Regions from separate parts of the Homo sapiens genome. Here region 1 is linked to region 2. Evidence: chromatin contacts called from ENCODE Hi-C or POLR2A ChIA-PET data. All regions are on one chromosome and are shown on one strand. Each heading gives the region's core, a stretch centred on a gene start or an enhancer-like site at or near the end of the contact. The rest is flanking DNA. Distances are from core to core; before and after follow the strand shown.

Region 1 (6,792 bases), core at 3,862-6,361, 1.1 Mb before region 2:
TCAGCCTCCCAAGTAGCTGGGATTACAGGCACCCAACACCATGCCCTGCTAATTTTTGTATTTTTAGTAGAGACGGGGTTTCACCATGTTGGCCAGGCTGGTCTTGAACTCCTGACCTCAAGTGATCCACCCACCTCGGCCTCTCAAAGTGCTGGGATTACAGGCATGAGCCACTGTACTCAGCGGTGATGGTGGTTTTTTTGTGTTTTGTTTTTGTTTTTGGAGATGGAGTTTCGTTCTTATTGCCCAGGCTGGAGTGCAATGGTGCGATCTCCGCTCAACGAAACCTCCGCCTCCCGGGTCCAAGCAATTCTCCCGCCTCAGCTTCCCGACTAGCTTGGGTTACAGGCATATGCCACCAGGCCTGGCTAATTTTGTATTTCTAGACACGGGGTTTCTCCATGTTGGTCAGGCTGGTCTTGAACTCCCAACCTCAGGTGATCTGCCCGCCTCGGCCTCCCAAAGTGCTGGGATTACAGGCGTGAGCCGCCACGCCCAGCTGGTGATGTTTTGATGAGGACAGGACCTGACTTATGTCTCTTAGTTTCAGGCAGGACCCTCTCATAATCAAGTTTGTGATTGGATCTACCTGCCTTGAGTGCCAGAAGGGAGAACGAGAGGTAGAGAGGCAGGTTTCGGTTACTGTGAATGAAAGATGAATAAGGAAGTGTCCTCTAAAGTCACAAACTTGAAACGGGATGAATTCTACTCTCCACTTAGGTCTGAGAGCAATTAGTCCTGCTATTTCCAAAATTAGAATCTTCTTTTTAAAATTTTAGTTTTAGAGACAGGGTCTCGCTCTGTTGCTCGGGCTAGAGTACAGTGGCGGGATCATAGCACATAGCAGCTTTGAACTCCTAGACTCAAGCCATTCTCCTGTCTCAGCCTCCCGAATAACTGGGACTACAGTCCAAAAATTTGAATCTTGTGGCCTGTAATAACGAGTCTCTTGAGCAGCATGCCTACCTATGGTTTTAGGCACACTTTTTCTGAACTGTTGAAGAAATAACCCAAATGTGTGCTTTCATGTAAAATCTTTAATCATACCTATGAGGCTAGCTGCTGAGTTAGGGTGTTATTGTATTTTATGTTTTGATAAATGCCAAAGATCCTGCTGAGGCTTAGCCTCCCACAGAGTATATTTACTTCTTTTCATATTTTCCATGTATCTCTTTTATTGATTCATATCTTGATAGCATCATGTGTCTTATTTCACTCTATGTGAATTGAAGATAGTTTTCAGTCATCTATATTGATAGTTCTGTAAATATTCAGTTGTACTAAATATAAGCACCCCATATTTGTATTTATTAGACCAGAATTATCAATCTTGGCATGAGAATTCACTAGAACTTTAACAATTTTATATTGTTTCTACTAATTGCTGAGATAATGGACATAAAAATGCTCAGCATATTCATAGATTTATGTCTTTATCCTTTTACAAATTGTTGCTTTATGTAATACAAGTCAGCATTATACATTACATAGAGTTCAAAATATAATTTCTTGGTGATCATTTCTTTCTTTTTTTGTTTTCTTTCTTTCTTTCTTTCTTTTTTTTTTTGTTTTTGAGATGGAGTTTAGCTCTTGTCGCCCAGGCTGGAGTGCTATGGCGTGATCTCTCGGCTCACTGCAACCTCCGCCTGCCGGGTTCAAGCGATTCTCTCACCTCAGCCTCCTGAGTAGCTGGGACTACAGGTGCCCGCCACCACGCCCAGCTAATTTTGTATTTTTAGTAGAGACGGGGTTTCACCATGTTGGCCAGGCTGGTCTTGAACTCCTGATTCACCTGCCTTGACCTGCCAAAGTGCTGGGATTACAGGCATGAGCCACTGCACTTGGCCAGTGATCGTTTCTTTAATACTGATATTTTCTGATATAAATTTTCATTTTCATGTGTTAATTCTTTGTTGTATTAAATATATTTTTCCCAAAGCTGTTTCATATAGTTTTCTAATATTATACTCTACAAGTGTTTCTTGTACCCATACTACTGTTTTTTGTTTTTGTTCTTTATGAGAGACGGTCTTACTGTCTCTCCCAGGCCGGAGTGCTGTGACACCATCAGAACTCTGTGCAGCCTTGGCTCAAGTCATCATCCTGGCTCAGCCTCCTGAGTAGCTGGGATTACAGGCTTGTGCCACCACACCCTGCTATTACTTTTTTTTTTTTTTTTTTTTTTTTTTTGGTAGAGATGGGGCCTTGTTACGTGGCTCAGGCTGATCTATTAATAGAATTCCTGACCTCAAGCAGTTCTCTTGCTTCAGCCTCCCACATTGCAGGAATTATAGGCATGAGCCTCTGTGCCTGGCCTTTTGGAAATTTTTAACACATCAAAACTTACTAAGTGCTAATTTAAGAATTTATTCCATACTCATTTCATGAGATAGCTGATATATTTGGGTTTATATACATCCTCTGGTTGTGTGTGTGCTTTTCTTTGCCTTACTTATTGTGTGTACTTTATTTTTTGTAATGTTTTCTTTACATTTACATTTTCTTTAAATTTGTAAGATATATACTCTGATTCAGTTAATGTTTAAGCTTTAAAACAGTTATTTAATACATTATAGAGTTAATGTATTTGCTCTCCTCAAGAAATATAAGAAACTTATATGTTAGTTAATTTGCCCATATGAGTTTATATACTATTGAGGATATGCATGGTAATTCCACCATTCTGTTTCCAGAAGTATTAATATTTTATTTTATTTTTTATTTTAATTTTTATTTATTTATTTATTTTGAGATGCAGTCTCACTCTGTTGCCTAGGCTGGAGTGCAGTGGCACAGTCTTGGCTCACTGCAACCTCCGCTTCCCGGGTTCAAGTGATTCTCCTGCCTCAGCCTTCTGAGTAGCTGGGATTACAGGCGCCCACCACCACGCCTGGCTAATTTTTGTATTTTTAGTAGAAACAGGGTTTCACCATGTTGGACAGGCTGGTCTCGAACTCCTGAGCTCGTGATCCGCCTGCCTTGGCCTCCCAAAGTGCTGAGATTACAGGCGTGAGCCACCGCGCCCAACAGTATTAATATTTTATACAGATAATGAGTGGTCTCATTAATCCATAGATGCACTCCTCTCTCAGATCCTCATTTCTTCTATCATCACAGACCATCACCTGGGATCACTTTCCTTCAACCTTAAGAAGGATCTTAAAAGTGTTATTTTATGCCAGTTATTTTTATCCATTAAATTTCTCATTTTGGGCTTCAAATAGTCTTATTTCAGTTTTTCTTAGCCAGTGCATTTGTCGTGCATAGAAATCTGCTGGCAGTTATATCTGTAACTGACTCCGTATGTTATTCCATGTGTTCCTGACACCTAAATTTATATTGGCTTTGAGTGGAGACAGATAATTTATATTATACATATATATAATTATGTATGTGTGTATATAAACTACATGTGTATATATATATAAATGCTGTGTGTATGTGTGTATATATATTTTTTCTCAAAGATATGAATTATTTCTATGTCATCTCATAAAATAAACCAGGTTATAAAATTTTAACTACAGTGACTCTTAAGTGGACAGTGGAGTTAAAAATTATGAAGAGCAATTAGTCTTGATAGTTCTGTGTTTTGAATCATACAGCCTATAAGAATGTGTCTTCTGGACGATAGACCTACCTGTAGTTTATGAAACCCTCTTGCATGTGATTTTTTTCAATTAAATGAGTCTATTGATATATTGGTGTGCTTTTGTGCAAAAATTATAACCATTAGGGGCTCCCACCTGTAATCCCAGCACTTTGGAAGACTGAGGCAGTTGGATCACCTGAGGTCAGGAGTTCGAGACCAGCCTGACCAACACGGAGAAACCCCATCTCTACTAAAAATACAAAATTAGCCGGGCATGGTGGCGGATGCTTGTAATCCCAGCTACTCGGGAGGCCGAGGCAGGAGAATCGCTTGAACCTGGGAGGGAGAGGTTGCAGTGAGCTGAGATCGTGCCATTGCACTTAAGCCTGGGCAACAAGAGTGAAACTCTGTCTCAAAAAAAAATTATAACTATTATCTATGATGCTATTTGATGAGTGAGGGAATAATTGTACTTTTTTCTTTTTTTTTCAAAATCACACTGATCCTGAAAAGGTGGATCTTTGATTTATCTTCCTAAAGCAGTGTATGTGAGAACCTTGTGTTGAGGAAGACTGATAACAGCTTGTATGTATTTAGCACGATGTGCCAGGCCTGGTGTTAAGTACTTTTTACCTCACTTCCCATATTCCTAATGAGGTTGGTTGTAGTGTTTTTCATCTTACTGATTTTTTTTTGTTTGTTTTTGTTTTGTTTTGTTTTTGGCTAATGACTTTAAAAGACCTCCAGTTCTTGAACTTCAGCTAGGGTCCCATCCCCAGAGTTTATCAGAAGGTATAGGTTGGGTCCAAGAATTCACAGGTTTTTTAAGTTCATAGTGAAGCTGATGCTGTAAAACTACATATCAAATTGGGAAGCAATGAATTAGAAGAGGCTCATGTTTTCGTCATGTTACATGTAAGTTCCTCCTTCACTTTTCGCCATGAATAAAAGTTCCCTGTGGCCTCACCAGAAGCAGATACGGGCACCATGCTTCCTGTACAGCCAGCAGAAAGGTAGCTAATTACATCTCTTTTCTTTATATGTTAGAAAAATTAGAAGGACATTCAATGTTTTACAAAAAGGCCCACAAACGAAATACAGACAACGTTCAATTTATTAATACGTTTCAATCCCCAAATCTGAGAGAGGTGAAGCAGGTTTCCCAGGGCCTCAGAAGCAGGATTGAAGAATGGGTCCCTTGCTGGCGACTTCAGTGGCGTGGCATTGTCCCAGGTGGCCATGGAAATCAGGGTGCATACCCTTTAAAAGCAGCTGTGGCCTCCGAGATATCGTTTTCCCAGTCTTTTCTCCCCCTCCCTGCACGACGCCTCTTGGCAGACATCCGGGAGAACCCGAAAGGCGCTCGTTGCCTGGTTGGATGCAGGGTACAAACTACGTTACCCAGAAATCTGTGCCCAGCTCATTGTTAGCCGGCGTGCAGCCAATGACAGCCCAGAAACTGGGCGTTTCCTGCTGCTCTGGGCTGCAGGGGCGAGACTTCTGGCGTCGCCGTCGTGACGTATTTTTCCTATGCCCGGTCCGTGCATTCTGGTTGTGAAGGCTGAGTTCTAGAGATCGGGTCGGCTTTCTACGCGGCTCTCGTGGAACCTAGCAAAGAAAGACAGTGAAGACTGCAGGACCTTCCTTCGCGCTTTTGTTACAATCCATGACCCCTGTCGTGGGACGGGCGGCCTCTCGCGGAGGTGTCTGCCGGGGCTGGGCTCTTACCGAGGCCTCCACACACGTCCTCTTGTCCTTGTCTCCCCCAGAAGCAGCCGCCTTAGTCTTGTGAGCGTTTTTACACCGGGTAGATTGAGACTTGGAGTGCTACACTCAGCCCGAGGGCGTCCAGCGCGGTGGAGGCGTGGGGTTTCGGCTGAGCCCACAGGGCACAGACTGTTCATCCGCTTCTCATGGCAGCGGCGGTGCTGATGGACCGGGTTCAGGTGAGTGGGGGCATCCCTCAAGCGCACCCCGGCCTGGTTGGTGTGTCCTGGGATGTTCGCTCTCATCGCGCACTTCAGGGTGCTCACTCCGTCGCATTATGTGGAGGGGTTCCGCTCCCCTCATCAGTGGCATAAGGTGTGGAACGGACTCGAAGGCGCAGGGGCAGTTCGTACAAATGCATGCATGGAGAGGAGAATGAGTTTGGGGAGTTCCGGGAACTCTCTGTGCCTGGTGAGAACAGGGACTAGGGGGTCAGAGGTAGGCCTGGAATGGCCGCCCGAGGAGCTGGTCCTCTCTTCTGAGGGTGCTGGGAGTCATGCAAGGTTTGGTACAGAGAAGGGAGGTCCTCTGACGCAGTTCTTAAAAGGCTCCCTCTGGCTGCAGAGTGGGTAGACTAGGGATTATAGGGTAGACGGGGAGATCAAGATGAAGTCTACTGAAATAGTCCAGGTGAGCGTTGATGGTCTGGGCCAGAGTGGTGGCAGCAGAGGTTAGAGAATGTATGGGTTTTGGGTTTTGTATGTATTTTATAAGGAAGGCTGACCAGATTCTCTGATGAGACATAGTGATGATATCCTGGGATTCTTCACATGACTGTCTTCACTTGAGACAGGGGGCAGTGAATGGAGGTCATTTCTAGTTTAGTGTCCTGAATCCAGGCCATGAGTTGTATGGAGTTATGTGGAGAAGTCCCCACCTGGCGACCAATGGGATGAGTACTGCAAAAGTATATCAGACCTAGGAACAGGTACGCTCAAATGCTTGTAGGATTGAGTTTGGAGCGCTCAGGGAATCTCAGGTCTTAATTACCTTTGTTGGAAACAGGTATCAGAGGAAGGAGTTAGGCAGGAATGGCTGGCCGAGGTGTCTTGAGTGTGGTAAAAGTCGTGGGAGATTTGGAGCAGAGGAGGGAGATGATCTGACTCAGATTTTAACATGCTCTCTCTGGCTTTCAGGTTGAGAACAGACTGTGAGCATGAGGGAGCAGCTACTGCAGTAGTGTTGATGGTGTCTGGTCTAGAGGTGTGGCTGTGGAGGTGAGAGAAGTTGGTAAATTTTCTGTTTTTTAAAGTAGGGTGATTGGATTTTTTGATGCGAAAGGTGAAAGAGAGGAGAGTCGTGGATGACCCTAAGGTTGGTTTGTTTTTGCTGTAGCTGGTAAAATTATGAAAATGCCATCAACTGAGATAGAGAAGTTGGCAGCAGGTATGATTTTTAGTGGTTATATCAGGAGTTAGGCTTTGGTCATGTTT
Region 2 (6,499 bases), core at 2,371-4,870:
ACAAGGCTCCTGGGCAACAGCTATTAGGAAAGCTCATGAGGCTGCTCAGAGAGAGACAGGGGAAGTACACACAGCAGAACCTCAGCACCCCAGCACCTACAACAGGAAACCCGAGAAGGAAGCAGTACCCATGATCTGGCTTTGGGATGAACAGAGCTTTCTATGGGGAAAAGACACAAGGCATAAGGTAGTCATCACCATGCTGAGACAGGGCATTACCAAGTGAGGTCACAAGCTCAAGGTTTTCCAGCATCACACTGTGGTACAGGTGCCTCTGGGCTGCATCAAGGAGCTCCCACTCCTCTTGGGAGAAGTATACAGCCACATCTTCAAAGGTTACCATGCTCTTCAATGTGGGGACAGCTGAGCCACAGGGCCAAGAAGTATGCTGACAAAGAAACAAACAATTGGTCAAATGGAAATATGCAGGACCTTGCTGTGTGACTCAGAATCCTGATACATCTACCACTAATATCTCTTTTTCTTATGATCCTCTCAGTCCACCCACTACTCACCCATCCACAGCTTATCTTCTTCCTCAGGGCCCCCACCTAACATGCCCTGGAATTAATGGTGCCCCTCTCTCCTAGTAGTCCCACTGGTCACTGTATCCAGGCCAACCCAACCTAGAGGAACAATAGGCAGGTGGGCAGATGGATGCTTCCTCCTCCCTCCTGCTGGCCAATTTTCCTTGTGTCTTCTGGCTCATACCTCCCAAACATAAGAAAATTTGGGCTTCCCTTTCTTAAGCCTCTTGTACCAGGGCCATGGGCCCAATGGTTCACATTCTCTCACCTTTACATGTCACTCCTCAGACCATACAGTTCTTATATTTCCAACCCCTCCCTGTTCACACTGTAGGCATTCTCCCTAGCATCTCACCATGCACATGGCATACCTGACAGATGCAACCGGGATCCATTCCTGGTCCAAGCCAGCTACAGAGCTCCAAAAACCCCACTGCAAGAGGCAGTCATAGCCCCTCAAGTCAATGCCTCCCCTGCCAGCCCTGTTCCTTCAACCATCAGCTGCCCAGAACCATAAGCAGATCTCAAATATCTCTTCCCTCTGATATCTTTGCCTTTGTATGTGTTGTCTCCTCCCCAGTCATAGCTGTCCTTGCTCTTCCTAACACTCAAATCCAAGATCCACTGGCCCCCACCTTGGCTTGGGGACTCAGCTTAGGCTGACCCTTTCTGATCTTGCCACTCCACCAGCCTGACAAAAACCCCAGGACCCTATTTAAGAAGAGATAACATGCCCTGACCACAAGAAGGATGGCCGCAACAATGTAGTGAGCTGTAGAGAAGCAAATCAACCTAAACCAAAGCCCAACTCTCATCCTACTTTTGCCGCTATGCTTCACTGTTGTCCTAGACCTACTCTCTGCTCAGGAGGCTCAGCCACTATCTTGAACCCAACCCACAACTGCATGCAGTGTCCACACACAAGCATCCATCCCTTGGATGTTTCCAGCCTAAACCCGACATAATTTCATAATCACATGTTTAGTGGTCTACTTGGCACCTCAATTTGGTAGTGTCTGGGACATCTCAAATACAACATGGCCAAAATCCAACTCTTTATCTTCCCCCTGAAATCTACTCCTCACACCAACTTCCACATCTGAAAGATCTAAGGTCAATTTTTTTTTTTTTTTTTTTGAGACAGAGTCTCGCTCTGTCACCCAGGTTGGAGTGCAGTGGCGCGATCTTGGCTCACTGCAAGCTCCGCCTCCCGGGTTCAAGCCATTCTCCTGCCTCAGCCTCCCGAGTAGCTGGGACTACAGGCACCCACCACCACGCCTGACTAATTTTTTGTATTTTTAGTAGAGATGGGGTTTCACCGTGTTAGCCAGGATGGTCTCAATCTCCTGACCTAGTGATCCACCTGCCTCGGCCTCCCAAAGTGCTGGGATTACAGGCGTGAGCCACCACGCCCGGCAATTTTTTTTTTTTTTTAAGACAGAGTCTCGCTCTGTCACTCAGGCTGGAGCGCAGTGGCACGATCTCAGCTCAATGCAACCTCCATCTCCCAGATTCAAACAGTTCTTCTGCCTCAGTTTCCCAAGTTGCTGGGATTACAGGTGCACACTACCATGTCCTGGCTAATTTTTCTGTATTTTTAGTAGAGGTGGGGTTTCGCCACGTTGGCCAGGCTGGTCTTGAACTCCTGACCTCAAGTGATCTGGCCGCCTTGGCCTCCCAAAGTGCTGGGATTACAAGTGTGAGCCACTGCACTCAGCCTTAGGTCAATCTTAACATTTCACTTTCTTTCACTGTCCCACATCAGGTAATCCATGGCCCAGTTTGGGCAGATTCAGAAGCCAACCATCTGTCCTACCTCCACGGGCACCCCTCTGTCCAGCTACCCAAAGCACACATCTGGACCACATCTGTCAGCTCCTCACTGGCCTTCCTGCTCCACCATCACCATCCCTCCAGTCTGCTGCCCACTAGGCATCCATAGGGCGTCTGTTAAGACTGGAGTCAGAGCACCTACTTCCTCTACTCCAAACCTTCCATGGCTCCCACCACCATCAGAATAGAGGTCCAGCTCCTCAGGCTGCCATTCCAGGCCTAACTATTGGTTTCCCTTCCCTGTTTCCACCAGACTAAATGGAGACCGGCAGTCCCCAGAATGCTTCCATTTCATCACCACTAAACAAGGTACACATGCTGGTCACTGTCCCTGGGACAGCCTTCCAGATCTCATTCCACAGGATTCCAGAAATGGGAATCCCTCGATATAACCCCTTGCCTGGATTCAGGATGGTAAGGGTAAGTGACTCCCAGGGCAGGGCCCAGGACCCACGTGTGAGGACAGGACACGATCAAGAGTCCCAGGACACCAACATCCCCTCTATCTGGGCTTCAGGATCCTGAGGGCCGGAATCCCAGCGGGTGAGGGCCTGGGGCACACTCCACTTACCTGCGCCGGGCCCATCAGCAACGCTGGCAACCCCATTAGAACCTGTGGGCTGGGCAGGGCCATAACAGGAGGCCCAGGGCTAGCCCTGCCGCTGGGCCGAACCCTCACACTTCCGCTGGGTGACGGTCGCACTCAGGACCTGTCTTCCCAAATGCAAAATGCGCGCAAGGCCTCTGGGCACCGCAGGGACGAAGGCTGGGTATGGAGACCCTGGAGACGCGTGGCGCTGGCTCCACTTTCGGGAACACCTTGGCTCATAAAAGCAGAGTAATTAGCCGGGCACTATGGTGCGTGTGAAGGCGCGGTGACGGTCCCTGCACCCACTCCCGTGCCCTGGTGTGGCTCCAGAGGCCTGCTGTAGCCCAACCCACCAGCAGCAAAATGAGGACCGCAATGGCGGCGCCGGAAGTCCCGCCTCTCAATGACAGCTCGGACTTGCCACTGGTCCGAGCTTTCATTGGCTCAAGGATCCCCGCCGTCTATGACGCTATTTCCCTATGCCCGTCACGCTACTGCTAGGTCGTTGCCAAGGTGATTGAGGAATGGCGTTTATTGCGTCGCTGCTCAGGCAACGCAAACTACATTATCCAGAAGGACCCTCGCGGTGCCTCAGGGCTGGCCATTGGCAGCCGAGGAGACAGGCACTTCCGGGCGGAGTGTAAGACGCTGGCCAATCACAGCCTGGCAGCGGGACTTCCGTCGTCGTCCTCGGACCATCACTTTGGCATTTCTCGATTTTGTCTGCTTCTGAAGGGACCGCGTTGTCAGGCGAGGGACGGAATCTTGGAGGCTCCCTGGGCCCATGGAAACAGGAGCGAGGAAGGCACGAGAGTCGGGGAAGTTCCGCCTTCTTGACATACAAGCGCCCCCACCGCGGCGAATATCGCCCCTGAGCCCAGTGTTCGCCCCCCACAACACCGCACCCCCCTTCCCCACCCTGTGCCTTAGATAAAGCCGGCCCAGTGGGACCCTCAGGTTGCACCGCGCGGAGGTGTCCGCGGCTCTCGGGAGTCGTCGCCCTTGGCGTTATGTTGGCTTTAGGGAGCGCGAGGCCGAGGCCAAGAAAAGCTACGCATTGGGAGGTCTTGACCCAGTGTGCGCCCGGCTGTAGGCATGGAACGTGCGCCAAAGGTCTCCTGGCACCCACTCCGCTGGACTCAGCACCATTGTCCTAAGTCTCCGATTGAGAAGTATCTGCCCCAGGTCCTCTGCGGGCCCCACTGAACAGTGTGGAGCGTTCACAGGTTGGGGGTCACCATTTCAGAATCCAGTTTGTTGAGACGTGGAGGGTACAGGAGGAGGGATCTGCATATGCGAAGACTTGGACTTGACCCTGACCTGAGCGTTCAGGCAGGCTCTCATGCCCCCTTGGCAGCGAGTGGAGAGCGTAAGAGGAGTCCTGCCTCTCCTGGCACACCGAGGGCGCCTGGGAGCCATGAAAGGTGTTGAACAGAAAAGGGATGGACATGACCTGAGTTAGAATTTGGAAAGTATTTCAGTGGTTGCTGAATGAACACACTACTGGAGAAGGTGGTTGTAGTGGGGCTGGAAGCAGGGAGACTGTGGGGGAGGTTATTGCAGTATTGTTCCAGACAGTTATGATAGTGGCCTGTCCAGAACGGAAGCAAGAAGGATGGGAGAAGTGATCAGATTCCCAGTGGATCTTCAAGATAGAGCTAATGGAATTTTTTGCTACCTTAGATAAGTGGAATAAGCATGAGTAGGGGTGAAGGACCATCCCAAGTAGTTAGGAAGAATTAGGATGCCTCCTGTGGAGAATAGAGGTTGGCAGTTGGCAGGAGGAGGATGTTTCATGGAAGATTAGCGATGGATTTTGTAGGTATAGAGTCTGAATTGTCTGGAGACCTGTGAGTGGAGGTGTCAAATGGGCCTCTGGATATATAGAATTCTGGTGTGGCTTCAGGACGTCCAGACTGCATTATGTTGGTGGCCTGGCCCAGTGAACGGCCTGAGGATAGGATTTGGGAAGGAGGGTTTTAGGTTGGAGGACCAGTGGCTAGGGCTCACGCTCAGTGCTTAGATCACATCTGTCTGCCCATTGGCTTGGTGTTGCAGGGCTTAATGACCTTTGAGGACAGGGTCAGTACATCTTCCAAGAATGTGGGGCTCCTTAGTGAGGTCCAAGGGGGCTTCTACAGTGACATGATACTACAGAGCTTTGTACTCCAGTGCCCACTAGGTAAGGCTACTGTGTCTCCTCTTTCCCCTACACATGAAATCTAGGTTTTCCTCCGCCTTTCCATTGTTCCCTCTGGGAGGTGCTGCTGGCCCTGGCACTGGCCAGTGTCCTGCTGTGTCCGGAATTGTTTCCTTCCTCTGGGTTCTTGGTCTCGCTGACTTCAAGAATAAAGCCGCGGACCCTCGTGTTGAGTGTTACAGTTCTTTTTTTTTTTTTTTTTTGAGACGGAGTCTCGCTCTGTCGCCCAGGCCGGACTGCGGACTGCAGTGGCGCAATCTCGGCTCACTGCAAGCTCCGCTTCCCGGGTTCACGCCATTCTCCTGCCTCAGCCTCCCGAGCAGCTGGGACTACAGGCGCCCGCCACCGCACCCGGCTAATTTTTTTTTTTTGTATTTTTAGTAGAGACGGGGTTTCACCTTGTTAGCCAGGATGGTCTCGATCTCCTGACCTCATGATCCACCCGCCTCGGCCTCCCAAAGTGCTGGGATTACAGGCGTGAGCCACCGCGCCCGGCCCTGTTACAGTTCTTAAAGATGGTGTGTCCGGAGTTTGTTCCTTCAGATGTTCAGATGTGTCTGGAGTTTTTTCCTTCTGGTGGGTTCGTGGTCTTGCTGACTTCAGGAGTGAAGCTGCAGACCTTCGCAGTGAGTGTTACAGCTCTTAAAGGTGGCACATCCAGAGTTGTTCATTCCTCCTGGTGGGTTCGTGGTCTCGCTGACCTCAGGAGTGAAGCTGCAGACCTTTGCAATGAGTGTTACAGCTCGTAAAGGTGGCGTGTCCAATGTTGTTTGTTCCTCCCAGTGGGTTTGTGGTCTCGCTGGCTTCAGGAGTGAAGCTGCAGACCTTTGTGGTGAGTGTTATAGCTCATAAAGGTAGTGTGGACCCAAAGAGTGAGCAGCAGCAAGATTTATTGCGAAGAGCAAAAGAATAAAGCTTCTACAGCATGGAAGAGGACCCGCGGGTTGCCGCTGCTGGCTTGGGTGGCCAGCTTTTATTCTATTTGGCCCTGCCCACATCCTGCTGATTGGTCCATTATACAGAGCACTGATTGGTCCATTTTACAGAGCACTGATTGGTCCATTTTACAGAGCACTGATTGGTCCATTTTTACAGAGTGCTGATTGGTGAGTTTACAAACCTATAGCTAGACACAGAGTGCTGATTGGTGCATTTACAATCCTTTAGCTAGACAGAAAAGTTTTCCAAGTCCCCAGCCAATTAGCTAGACACAGAGCGCTGATTGGTGCGTTTACTAACCTTTAGGGAGACACAGAGCGCTGATTGGTGCATTTTTACAGAGTGCTGATTGGTGCGTTTACAAACCTTTAGCTAGACACAGAGCGCTGATTGGTGTGTTGGCAGTCCTTT

Evidence for each region. A loop is a pair of places that touch in the nucleus more often than their neighbours do. ChIA-PET counts read pairs that join two places held with the same protein, here RNA polymerase II (POLR2A). Pooled maps may share reads with other maps.
Region 1: a loop to region 2 is called in a pooled map, with 10 times the contacts of the local background. The contact joins the promoter of ZNF304 here to the promoter of ZNF132-DT in region 2. A Hi-C loop is called at or near these places in 2 of 37 single-sample maps with no recorded cell type and 11 of 50 pooled maps. POLR2A ChIA-PET finds 5 or more read pairs at or near these places in 1 of 52 experiments (B cell).

The regions. Positions count from the first base shown.
Region 1 is chr19:57,346,160-57,352,951 of GRCh38, forward strand. ZNF304 (zinc finger protein 304) reads left to right here and starts at 5,112. Exons shown (of 3, transcript NM_020657.4): 1 at 5,112-5,538. The coding sequence starts at 5,506. RefSeq lists enhancers at 4,288-5,147, 5,105-5,194, 5,148-6,006, 5,345-5,414.
Region 2 is chr19:58,436,828-58,443,326 of GRCh38, forward strand. It overlaps ZNF132-DT (ZNF132 divergent transcript), which reads left to right and starts at 3,621. Exons shown (of 1, transcript NR_186311.1): 1 at 3,621-6,499. ZNF132 (zinc finger protein 132) reads right to left here and starts at 3,326. Exons shown (of 3, transcript NM_003433.4): 1 at 2,932-3,326; 2 at 220-388. The coding sequence starts at 2,994. It also overlaps a transcript of ZNF324B not described here. RefSeq lists enhancers at 2,992-3,502, 3,735-3,864, 4,014-4,523.